Linked DNA regions of Homo sapiens: region 2 is linked to region 1. A link is a contact called in ENCODE Hi-C data. All regions are on one chromosome and are shown on one strand. The core of a region is the stretch at or near the end of the contact, and the rest is flanking DNA. Distances in the headings are between cores, read along the strand shown. Region 1 overlaps F3 (coagulation factor III, tissue factor). Region 2 holds the start of CNN3 (calponin 3).

Region 1 (6,433 bases), core at 1,629-4,128:
TATTTGTACCACTATGGGGCCTCGTGTATGGGAAGTCATGAAGTCTCGTGGCTCTGGAGTAGGAAGTTGCACTAAACGGTGAAAGGCTGGACAGGAGGCTCCTGGTGCATGCACTGGCCTGCACTGAGCAGCCTTTTGGTCCTCATCCATTGGGTGCTCTTCTCTGGAAGCCGGTGGGTCTGTAGAAGGAAGGATCATTCCTTCCTTCACATCCACCTCATCTTTGAAGACTTTGTGGATCCCCACAGAAGAATATGGTCATTTCCTCCTTGGACTTTGAGAGAGAGAGAGCTGGTGAAGGAGAGCTGGTGGAAGATTGCTCTAGATCCAGTGTGGGGCCTGGGGTCCCTAATGGTCAGCAGAATGAGAATTGAGTTAGAAATAGAGTCACAGAGTCAGGGAGAGCCAGGGCAAGCTAGAATCTGGGAGCATCCCTGCATTTGTCTCTCGCCACCTCTAACCATGATGACCAAATGGCTGCCACTTCACTTCTCCTGTCCAAATCTTGTGAAAATATCTCTTTCAGTTAACTATAATCTAGAACCATACAGGGACCATAACTCTGGGAAACATAGTTCCGGATTAGCCAAATTGACACATTATAAAATTGCTCATAGAACCCTATGAGCATAGAGTTGACAACAATACCCATTAAAACATAATTTATTACTTGTAAAAGGGTTACTTAGGTGTTGCGAGGAAAATAGACTGTAGGGGAGTAACTGTGGGAACAGGAGGCTAGCCAGGAGGCTATTGCAGTCTTCCAGTGAGACAGGAGAATGGCTTGAAGTAGAGGGAGAGCAGAGGAGGTGACCTTTGGAATTGGGGTGTATTTTAAAGGTAGAGATAGCAGGCTTTGCTGATGGATTGAATGTGGCATGGGAGAAGAAAGATAAGTCAATGATAACACCAAGAAGTTTTGGCCTGAGCCAATGGTGGCTGTTTCTTAAAATGGGAAAGACTAGGGGAAAAACAGGTTTTGGGTTTGGGAGAAATTAAAGATTCTCTTTGCATGTGTTGAGATTAAGATGCCTGTTAGCTATCCAAGGAGAGAGTTTGTGTAAGTATTTGGATCAACAGTGCAGCTCTGGAGTTCAGAAAAGAGGTTGGAGGCTGTGACACGTATTTGGGAGTCATCAGCATCTAGATATTATGGGCATCTGGCATGATAGAGCCATGGACTTGAATATATTACCTAGAGAGTGATTATTGATAGAGAATGGGAGAACTAATGAGAACTAATTATCTTAGTTCAAGCACTAAGTTAATCCAATATTTAGAAGTTGGAAAGAAGATGGTGTCCAAGAGGGAATAGGAAGTTAAGGAGAAAATCCAGATGAGGGATTCCAGGGATCAAAGGAAACTTGTTTTTTATAAGGTAGAAAATAATACAGGATGTTTATCTTCTGCTAGGAATGATCAAATAATACGGGAGAGATTTATACGGCTGGAATGAGGGGATAATTTTAGGGGGCAGTGTCATTAAGTAATTGAAAAGGCATGAAAATGAAATGTTATTTTACACTATAAGTTCACATTCTAGGGACCTTCTCTTTGTGTTTATATTTGATGGTCAGCGCTTATACAACATGATAGGGTGCTTTTGACTGCAAGGAACAGAAAACCTGACTCAGCTCGCTTAAACAATTAGTCAGATAATGTCCAGTGAAAAGTCCATGGGTTGGGACTTTGAGCAAGGCTTGATCTAGCAGCTTGGTGCTGTCACCAAAGACTTCACTTCTTTTTTCTTTTTTTTTAAGCAGTCATCTATAACATGTCTCAAAGAGTGGTTACAAACACATGTGAAACAAATGTGAAATTCAAAGGTCTTGCCAAAGGAATGAAAAGCAAAGACTTCACTTTTTACAATTGCTCTGCACTGCTCTCCAATATGTCAGCTCCATGTAAAGCTGGCTCCCTTTGTGGTCTCAAGACTGCTGCCAGCAGCTCTTGTGGCTACGTCTCTTCACTATGTTCATCAAGAAAGAGCATCCTGCCATTCCCAGAAAAAAGCCTTGATATACACTCCTCTTAGTCTTGGTTAGGTCACATGCCTACCTCTAAACCAATTTTTGCAGCCATGAAGAAGGAATGTGCTGACTGGCAAAGCTGGAATCACCTAGATCACAGTCGAAAAGCAAGGGCTATGGGAAAGGAGAGCATAAGCATTCATTCTAAGTATCTGAACGAAAGTCGGAGGATGTCATAACAGTAATAAACCTTCCAAGCAACTATTGGAGGAAAATCACACAATTAAGTACACATGTCCTAGAACAGGTAAAAAGAGCATTTGGGAACGAGTTTATTCACCATTTGATGAATAGAGATAATTGTTTAAGGGGCAGTTCCTTAGATTATAAGCCATCAGCTGAAATTAAGCTAAAATGTCTTTGGATTTCATGAGTATTAGTTTCTTATATGTAAGCCAAATTCAGTTAATAATTTAAGATTGGAAAAATATCTTTAGAACGCATGAAAGGGCTGGGCATGGTGGCTCACGCCTATAATCTCAGCACTTTGGGAGGCCGAGGTGGGTGGATCACTTGAAGTCAGGAGTTTGCCAACATGGCAAAACCCTATCTCTACTAAAAATACAAAAATTAGCCAGGGATGGTGGCTCACACCTGTAATCCCAGCTACTCAGAAGGCTGAGGCACGAGAATCGCTTGAACCTGGGAGGCAGAGGTTGCAGTGAGCCGAGATCTCACCACTGCACTCCAGCCTGGAGACAAAGCCAGACTGTCTCACAAAACAAAACAAAGAATGCATGATAGTTTGGTTAACTAACAATTAGCTCTATGGGGTACATTACTGGTCAAGTAATGAAGTATAATTTGGTCCACTGGAGGGCAACAGTTTCTGGATTGCAGCCAACAGTCTTTGGTATGGTTTCTGCCCCAGTGTCAATCACAGTGCTGATTTTTAGTATCGGCTGTTAGGTCTCAGCAATTCAGAGGGATGTGGCAAAGTAGGGAGTGGTTAACATTTGCTGTGTGGAAGCTTTCTGATTATTGCAGTTCAGCCTCATTCCAGTCCATAATGAATCCCTTCCTTGTGATCAGCCAGATTCCTCATTAGTACCCAGACCTGTTTTCTATCTGCCAGTATTTTCCTTAGTGGAATAATTCAAATTCCTTAGATAATGAGGCCAAGAAATTACATAATGCTATAATTAATCCTGGCAGGGAAATATCTGGTTAGGCACCTTCTGCTGTAGCTTGTTCTGCCTCCTCATGTAATGCACTAAGCTCTTTGTCCCAGGTAGCCCCATGTGAGCAGGAATTTGAGATAAAGGTTGAAGCACCTTGAGGATGTGCCCCCATGCCAGTTTCTTTTTTGTTGACTCTGCTGCAAATACATCCCTTTTCTCTGTATAACAAAACACTACAACAGTGCAAGATTCAACCTCTCTAGCCTCTGTGTTGATGGCCAAAAAAAAGTAATAATAAACAAAACCAACCAAATAAACCAACCACTGGTCTGTTTTCCATAATTTCTCCAAAATGGCTATCATTTTTATGAGGACATCAAAGGTTTGTTTCAGGCATTCTTCCTTAGGATGTGGTGTTACATAAAACAGTTCATGTTTGGAATTTTATTGACATTGTTCAATTTCTTTGGTGCAAAGGAACAAAACGGACTTAAAATTTATTAACAGCTAGATAGTGAGCTGAGGCTGCTCATCTGAATGCTTGCTCAATTTCTTTGTGGAACCACTTCTGAGTAGGTGTGCCATCTGGATGTTTTTCCTAGATAACAGTGCCCCCTTCCACAGTGGGAAGCAAAAGCAGTCTTGTGGCCCAGTAGGTGCCAAGAACCTTTTTCATCTCTAGTTAGAATCCTCTTTTACTACAGTTGAGAGAATAAGGCTGTTTTGCATTTGAATGGAGAACTACATTCTAGAGATAATAAAGCCAACTCAACTCAGCCATGACTGACTGAGTCCACTGTGCAGTCACCCTCAAGAGCTGTAAACCATGAGCTAGGCCCAGTCCCTGCCCTCCAAGAGCTCTCAATCTAGCTTGCTTTTAATGGACTCTAGAGATCTCATTCCACTTATATCTCTCCCTATCCTATATTGTCCTTTTACCTAATTTTGTTTCAATACAATCATCCCAAGAATGTTTCTTTTTTTCTCATCTCCAATTAGTCAAACTACTGCCAATGGGAAGAAATCTCTCCAAGTCTGCAGTAGAGAGCATTATCTTTTCTCTTCCCTGTAAGACGACATCCCTGCCCCGTCATGTGCCTTGCAGTGACTCCAGTAGACAAAGTATTGTCAGGCTTGGTCACTTGCTTGGGACAGTAGCATGTGAACAGAAGTGACAATGGGCACCTACAGAGCAGAAGTGTAGGAGATGGGCTTAAAGCTTGAAGCTGTGGTTGCCGGTTTCTACCAGTTTTTTGTTTTTCCCTCTGCCCTGATCTAATTAGGGGCTTCTCCATTGGTTTGCATCCTAGAATGAGAAAACATTGAGAAGAAGTGCAGTCAGCCTACAGTCACCAAAATGTATTATAAGCGAAAAAGATACGTTGTTGTAAGCCACTGACAATTTTACAGTCATTTACTGTAGTAGAGCTAATACAAACACCAAATTGTACATAAATAATAAATGGAAGATAGAATAAGTACAACAGTAACAATTCCCAGTCACCTTTATTTAAAGTATATTAAATAAATTATCTCAATATATACAAATAGAACAATATTACCTACATAAATAGAAAATCCCCATATAGAAAACCTTTTTAAAAAATTATATATACAATGTCAACCATAGAAGCTTTAAGTACCTTAAATCATAAACTCTGTAGTTTGTATAGTAGTCTTATAAAAATATAGTTAGCTCTCAAATGTTTAATGCCACTTAAGTCAGTTAAAGTGCAGATTGTAAAGCATATTAGGAAGGTGCCCAGAATACCAATGTCTCCTGCACTTAACACATTAATACAAAGTTTGCCAATTGTTTTGAATTTCCAAATGTATTCCTGAAAAAAAAAAGAACCTAAACACTATATTATAGACATATGTTAGAAAAGTCCTAGAAATGCACCCAATTTCCTTCCATTTTACTTTCCTACATGGATTGAAGTCAGCCCCTCAAAAGCTTTTCGGCTGGGCATGGTGGTTCACGCCCATAATACTAGCACTTTGGGAGGCCAAGGTGGGTGGATCACCTGAGGTCAGGAATTCAAGACCAGCCTGGCCAAGATGGTGAAACCCCATCTCTACTAAAAAATACAAAAATTAGCTTGGCGTGGTAGTGCGCACCTGTAATCCCAGCTACTCGGGAGGCTGAGGCAGACAATTGCTTGAACCCGAGAGACGGAGGGTGCAGTGAGCCGAGATCGTGCTACTGCACTCCAGCCTGGGCAACAGAGCAAGACTCCGTCTCAAAAAAAAAAAAAAAAAAAAAAAAGCTTTTCAAAAGTCCACCCAGGATTTTTTAAGACATTTTCCCATTTGTTTTTGCTTGGACGACCTGGTTACTCCTTGAGTGCGGAATATATAATCTAAAGCATGTTATGTGCAAAAGGTGCCATGGTGTTAAAAATTAAAACTTGGAATTGGTTGTAGTACCATTCGTTACATTTCAAAGTGACTAATGCTGATGTCAAAACCAGAATGCTAATGGTAATAACAGGTCATATCAAGAGTTTTTTGAACTCCAGGGTCTTCATGCTCCGAAATACTCATTTGCGTTTCCATGTATTCTATCCTCTTAAAAGTTCTCGGTCACAGTGCAATATAGCATTTGCAGTAGCTCCAACAGTGCTTCCTTTATGAAACATTCAGTGGGGAGTTCTCCTTCCAGCTCTGCCCCACTCCTGCCTTTCTACACTTGTGTAGAGATATAGCCAGGATGATGACAAGGATGATGACCACAAATACCACAGCTCCAATGATGTAGAATATTTCTGAAAAATAAAGGGCATCTAGTCAACTTGGAGAGCTCAAATCCCATTTATCAGTGGACAAAATTGACGGCATAACCCCAAATTACACCATCCTATTTTTGTGCAATTTGACTTTCTTTCACTCTTTCCACCACACTTACATTAGGAAAGAATTTGTCAAAACCTGAACGTTTCAGAGTAATTGACAATGGCTAAACACATTTAATGGGCATTTAATAAACTGAATAATGCACAGTCCAGAAAAGATATGTAGTTGGAGGTAAGAACAATGGCTGGAAAGAAGTGCCTAAAAACGATGCTGAGATTGATGGCAATGATTATAACGGAAGGTGAACCCTAAGTGCAAAGTGGGAGATCCAAAGTGCTACCAGGATTTGGGTGAAGAAGAGATAGTAACTAGTTGGTGCAGTAGCAAGGCCTTCTGGTGGAAGTGGCGTTTGAAATGCCTCTCCAAGATAGAGAACGGCCAGGGAAGCAGAGAAGTGTGTGTGCACAAAAGGAGAGGCAGTGGAAT
Region 2 (6,433 bases), core at 2,065-4,564, 400 kb after region 1:
AAGAGCTAATAGCTACAATACAGTCACTGAGTTGAGTATAAGCCAGACACATCTCCACAACATGGTGTCTGGGGGTGGCAACTATTGTTTTCCCCCATTCTACAGAACAGAAGCTAGGAGAGAGATGTCAAGTAGCTAGCCCAGCATCACAGAAGGCAGGAAGTGGCAGAACGGGGACTAGAACTCACATATGCTAGACTCCCAGGTCCACTCCACACTGTCTCCCCAGGATGTTTCTATACTTCTTTGTTAAATGAGATGTGGGGGTAGATGGGGGGAATCTAGCATTCAAGCAATGTATCAATTATGCAATAAAGAAAAAGCAGGAAGGAATCAAAAGGTGTCAAACCACGCAATGTCACTTTTGTATATACCCACCTTTCACCCGGGAGTCCTGAGGCCTCAGTCAAAATGCAGCATCTCATACAAAGGCCTAGCAAACATGGCTATTTGATTCCCAGGCCCAGAACAGATCAGAAACAGTATGACATAAATAATCACAATGTCAAGAAGTGACAGGTGGGTAGCAAAAATGGGAGGAAGGGCTGGGCGCCATGGCTCACGCCTGTAATCCCAGCATTTTGGAAGGCCAAGGCAGGGGGAATCACCTGAGGTCAGGAGTTGGAGACCAGCCTGGCCAACATGGCAAAACCCTGTCTCTACTAAATAATACAAACATTAGCCGGGCATGGTGGCAGGCACCTGTAATCCCAGCTACTCGGGGCGCTGAGGCAGGAGAATCACTTGAACCTGGGAGGCGAAGGTTGCAGTGAGCTGAGATCGCGCCACTGCACTCCAGCCTGGGCGACAGAGCAAGACTCCGTCTCAAAAAAGAAAGAAAAAAAAATGGGGGGAAGGCGACAGACAGCAGAGTTTGTGTAGAACATCCCTAAGTACTTCACTCAACTAAGACATCGCTTTTAGAGTTAAAATTCTTAGAATAGTCCAACTTCTGTGACCTTGAGCAAATCTTTCTGAGCTTCAGTGTACTGATCTGTAAATGATGTTGGATAATCCCAGCAATCCTCCTCACCTTACAGGACTGCTCTGCTGTTAAGATCAAAAGACTTCCTATGAAAGAATACTGTCTGAAAGGACTACAAAAATGAAACGGGTTATTAAAAAATGGGTTTGGTGCTTAAAGGGATAAATCCACAGCTTTCATAACTAACTTTCCAAAGGTTCTAAAAACTGAGGTTTTACCGTTTTTAAATATTTACAATAATTACAGTGATCTAGCCTGTGTATGCATTTCCTTGGATCTGCTCAGTATTAAGCAGGAAAAGGGCAAAAGCTGCTACATTAGTCAGCAAAAAAGAAATTAGCATGGATATTATTAACATCCAAGAAAAGTAAGTCACTTGAAGGGCTGCCAACGTTATCAGTACCTCATTTACAATGCAAAAGGTAGTAGAGACTCAACTGCTGCCAGCCAAGAATCACTGGGGGGAATTACAATGAATGTGCACAACCAGGCCAAAGTATCACATCACATCCAACATTTTGGACATGCCCATTCCTCTGAAGTTTCCTAAAGTTCGGTTTGTAAATCCTGGAAGGAAGGAAACAGTAACTTGTTACAAACTTTTCAGTTGGTGAGGTTTGCACTCAATCATACACAAACCATTCACCTTTCTGCTCTCTAAAAAAATTGTTAGCAAACTGTTGTCTAATACGGGCAACACGTTTGAAAAGGTAAAGGACCTAAACATTTCAACTTTAGATACATAGACTAAAATCAACTCCTTGCTTCAAAGACAGTATGATGTGCAGACTAACAGCGGGAGACAAGAGCCACAACTCTCCCTTGGGGTTTGACAACGGTGCGCTTCATTACCTCTTTACATAATTCGCTTCACACCGCCTACCCCCGCAGCCCCGGGATGTTCCAGCTCTGACAATGCCAGTGCCTTCCACCAGCGGTCGGACGGTGCGGTGGCAATCCTGACATGCTTGGGCTCCCGGGAGGTTAATGGGAATTAAACCACAGGCAGCCCTCCTTTGTGGCGCTTTGGCCAGAACAGCAGAAAGGAGACAATGAGCGTTCTGTGCACAGTTCCGCGCCGATTGGCTGGTCTCTCCCCCCAGAAACCCCTGATGTCATGGGCTTGGAATGCAGGGAGGGAGGAAGGAAGGAGAGGATTTGGGGAGGGGGACGCCTCTCATCTCTTTCCCAGGCCAAAAGTCCTAAAGATAAACCTAACGCATTCTTGGGCTCAGTGGCAAAGCTGAGCGTCACCAAATCCCAATCGCTCCAAACTATAAGCCGCCTCAGCAAACAAGCCCCAAACAAAAGCAACCCACAAAAATAATCCTTTATGTCGTGAAAGTCTAATGTACTTCAAACTTCTCAGTGTTTCATAAAAAGTCTCAAGCCTAAGCAGATATCACTCGCACAGTGGCGCGCTCAGGCTTTGTCTCCATTTCCCGCAAAAGCAACAGCAGAAGCAGCAGCAGCAATCTGCCTCCAAATGCCTCCCAGGCACCGAGATCGGAGACTGTGATGGGTCCCGGACCGGCTTCCGTTCCTCGGGGCCCCTGGGGTCGGCGGGACATTAGGCGGTCTCTCTCCCCGTGGGGAGGCGCGGAGTCCGCCAGCACCCGGGGCCCGGGCAGATGGCGGGGGCTGCGGCAGCGGCTCGCCGGGTCCCTGGCCGCGCAGACGGGCTCCGCCTAAGGGCGAGTGGCCACGCAGGAGCGCCCCCTTCCCGGAGGGCGCGTTCTGCAGTCACCAAACGGCCCCCGAGACCCCCGCAGCCGGAAAGGCTGGCGCCGCGGGACTCCAGGCGCCCGGGAACCCACCGCCAGCCACTAGTCCTGTCCCACGGCGCGGGAACAAAGCCAGGCGGGTGCCCGGGAGCCGGCCCCGCAAGCCCGGGGACTGGACGCGACCGGGACAGGCAGAGACGCTCGCGCCGCCTCGACGGCCCCTCTCCAGGAAAACGGTGAGCCACAGCGCGAAGAGCAAACGAAGCACGGCCCAGCGCCAGGCCAGCCCAAGGGTGCCCCGGGGGCCCCCGCGCCCGCCCGAGCCAGGCGTACCTTGTTCTTGACTTCGGCCGAGAGCCCATAGGAAGGGCCCTTGTTGAAGTGGGTCATGGTGGTTCGGGCGGCGGGAAGAGACAGCGCTGGGGTCCGGGGTCTCTCGCACTTCGCTTCCCCGCTCCTGGCCCCGAGGAGTGGCCGCCGCGGGGGATGCTCGAACTCCCTCCTCTGGGAGGCGCAGGAGACGGCCGCGGGGCGCGGGCGGTGCCTGGGCGACTGGGTCCAACTGGGTGCTACAGAGCCTCGAGCTCCGCTGCGAAGCACCCGGCTGCCTCGCTCGCCGCCCGCACCTCGGTTCCCCACAGGCCGCCCCCGCCTCCGCCTGGGCCTTCGAGGATTGGCCGCCGGGCCCGACCAATGGAGGGCCGCCTCCTCCCGCCTCTGCGCCGAGGGGCGGTGCGGCCAATTGAAGGGCCGCGGGGGCCGCTTTCCCTCCCGCTCCCTCCCCGCGAGGTCCCCGGCCCCCGCCCCAGCCCTCACGCCACCGGGGCCGGCGGCTAGGCGGCCCCGCCCCCGGGCTAGGCAGGGCGCCTGGGGGCTTCCCAGCCACAGGCCATTCACGTCAACCTCCAGGCATCCTCCGCGGCGGGCCGGACCGGGCCGGCGGAGGGGAGCGGAAGCCCACCGGGGCTGGCCCGCCGCTGACCCGCCGCCTCCGTCTGCCTCCTCCCGGGCTCTGGGCCCAGCGCGCCCAGATGCCGGGCAGGACCCCTCCGCCCGCTGCTGGAACACCAATAGCAGCGTTGGAGCCTCTGGGCCGGAGGAACTGGGGCCTCCACCGACACCTGCTTCTTCCCTCACCTCGCAGCCTTCCACACCTGTTGATCTGACCTCTGCCCCGCTGCCGCCCAGGAGTAACCTAAGGCTTTTGGCCTGATTCGAGCTCACTCCGTCTAAACCTCTAAATGCGGTGCGAAAAAATCCTGGGGAATGTGCCATGCAAAGCCTGGGCATTTCAAGTGCTTTTCTGGATTCGCATCAACTCCTCTTTACAGGCATCTTTATCCGGAATTCAGCTCGTCCCAAACCCCACGTGGTGTAGCTCTGCTTGTGTTTTTGAATCCCGGGGCCTCTTTGAATCAGAAGCCCTTTGTATAGAGATAAGTATCCTTTAGGCCAGAATCAGCCTCCATTTTTTTCGCAGTCCCATTTCCTACCCGTAATACTTTCTTCTGATTTTAAAGCCATTTGATAGAGAAGGGACAGGGAACAGAACCTTCGCCCCCCGCCTGAGCAGCTGGTAGACTAGATATCTTCCAAACATTATCTCATTTACTTCCCTGGAGTTACAAATAGGTAGATTTCATGTCCGTTGAGGGGTGAGAAAGCTGAAACTTTGAGACTTAAGAATCCTGGCCGAGGTCAGCCTCCTCCGAAGCTTCATCTCTTGCCACCACTTTCTGGTGCACACCTAGGACAGATTTCAATCCCTGAGATCCCAGGATGAAACCTATGTTTGCCAAATACCAGCTACTGTGCCAGAAGAGATCATGGAACCAGGTGTGGAAAGCTGCTTGAGAAGAGGAGCCAAAACATCATAGTTGAACCGTCCTGGAATAGAAGTGAGTAAGGTGAACCAGGTGTGGTGGCTCATGCCTGTAATCCTAGCACTTTGGGAGACCGAGGTGGGAGGATTGCTTGAGGCCTGGAGTTCAGGAACATCCTGGGCAACATAGCAAGATCCTGTCTCTACAAAAAATCCAAAGTTTTTTTAAATTAAAAAAAAAAAGTGAGTAAGGCAGCTTGAACCGGAAATGCACAAAACTGCTATCCAGTTTGCAAGGCTTTTCCCAATGACTTTGAGGGATGGAACCTGAAGGAAGCGGGAGGAGGCAAATAGGGAGGAAAGTGAAATGATTTATAAATGACTTGCTAATTTTGTCCAAAGGGAGTAATGATAATTAGGGCATTCTTCCCACACGAAGATGACACAATTGACCCAATATCATTGAGGCTAACAGTTTGGGCTGTTTTTCCAGTAGTATGACAGTGACGGTGTGTCAACCGCAGGACCTCACCCACATTTCTTTGGGACCTAGGAGTGTGGGAAATAGCAGCCAGATTTGAGGTACAAATCATGGTGTCCAGCCTGCAAAGCCTTTTTGCAGCAATCTAAGCCTGACTGCTCCTGTTGTATGCTCAAAGTCATTTTAATCTACTTTAGCTTATTGTAAAATGTTCAAGAATTGTATTTTGTCTTGAAAACCATGAATTTTATTGTTTAGGGGGAGTTATTTTTTAAGGAGTGCAGGATTTCAGTTTTGGATGATGAAAAAGTTTTGAAGATGGGTAGTGACAGTGGTCACACAACATTGTAAATGTACTTAATGCCATTGTACACTTACGTGACTTTAAAGTAAACATGAAATTTTCTACATTTGTTTGTTTGATCAACTGTTATCCTCCCTAAGGTACTTGAAGTTCTTTCTGACATTGCCACTGGAACTTACTATTTAAATATTGTTGGTCCTCTTGGATTCCATCAGTACTCCAGAGACTTCCTTCGTTTCTAATTTAACTCATTGTGTAAGAATACGTAATGCTGTTGTTAGCACTAGGGAATGTATCTGAGTCTCATGCACCAAAGTGTGTTAGCAGCAGCAAATCTGTATGGGTCTGCAGCAACCTCAATTCTTGCCTCCTCCAAAGAAAGAATTCTACCGAGAGGCATAAGGCAGAGGGAGAGGCCAAGGCACGTTTTAGAGCAGGAGTGAAAGTTAGAGCAAGAATGAAACGAAGTAATGTACACTTGGAAGAGGGCCAGGCGGGCAACTTGAGAGATTCAAGTGCGCTGCTTGACCTTTGACTTGGGGTTTTATACATTGGCATGCTTCCAGGGGGTTGTGTCCCTTTTCCCCTGATTCTTCCCTTGAGGTGGGCTGTCTGCATGTGCAGTGGCCTGCCAGCACTTGGGAGGGACCACATGCTCAGTGTGTTAACTGAGGTTGTACGCATGCTCACTTGAGGCATTCTTCGCTTACTAGTCAAGTGTTCCTAGAAGAAGGTCATATATGAGTACCAGTTAAATGCCACCATTTTGCCTCTTAGTTCACACCTGTGAGCCCACTCAGCCAACTCCTAAGATCCTATCCAGAAGCTGCTGATCACCAGTTGTAGGTATTTTCTAGCCATTGGGAGACTGCCTTTCCCTGGTGCCGGCTGTGACCAGTTATTATTTTAGAGAGACAGTTTAACAACTGCCTGACCACCTGATGGTTGCGTGACATTCCTGGTGGGAGCGGGGAGCCCTCTCCTGCTCTGCTTGTGTCTGACTACCTACTGTGGCACTATAGAATCAAATGAGAAAAACTTAAAATTTGGGACAATTTTAACAGCTTTATTGAAGTATATTGATATAACAAAGTATATTTAAAGTGTTCAGTTTGAT

The links. Hi-C counts contacts between places; a loop is a spot of excess contacts on that map. Pooled maps may share reads with other maps.
Region 2: a map of PC-9 shows a loop between it and region 1 (4-fold over the local background). The contact joins the promoter of CNN3 here to the enhancer-like site in region 1. A Hi-C loop is called at or near these places in 2 of 168 maps with a recorded cell type or tissue (PC-9 and mammary epithelial cell) and 4 of 50 pooled maps.

The regions. Positions count from the first base shown.
Region 1 is chr1:94,524,678-94,531,110 of GRCh38, forward strand. F3 (coagulation factor III, tissue factor) reads right to left here. Exons shown (of 6, transcript NM_001993.5): 6 at 4,496-5,919. The coding sequence ends at 5,783. Among named protein-coding and RNA genes, the nearest start is that of F3, 14 kb to the right of the region's middle. Within about 2 kb of position 2,879, at least 3 of the 41 ENCODE cell types and tissues checked have a DNase peak (open chromatin) inside an H3K27ac peak, as active enhancers do; they include PC-9, where a contact is called at or near this core.
Region 2 is chr1:94,923,796-94,930,228 of GRCh38, forward strand. CNN3 (calponin 3) reads right to left here and starts at 3,315. Exons shown (of 7, transcript NM_001839.5): 1 at 3,043-3,315. The coding sequence starts at 3,099. CNN3-DT (CNN3 divergent transcript) reads left to right here and starts at 2,565. Exons shown (of 3, transcript NR_168377.1): 1 at 2,565-2,945. RefSeq lists silencers at 2,423-2,852, 2,953-3,832.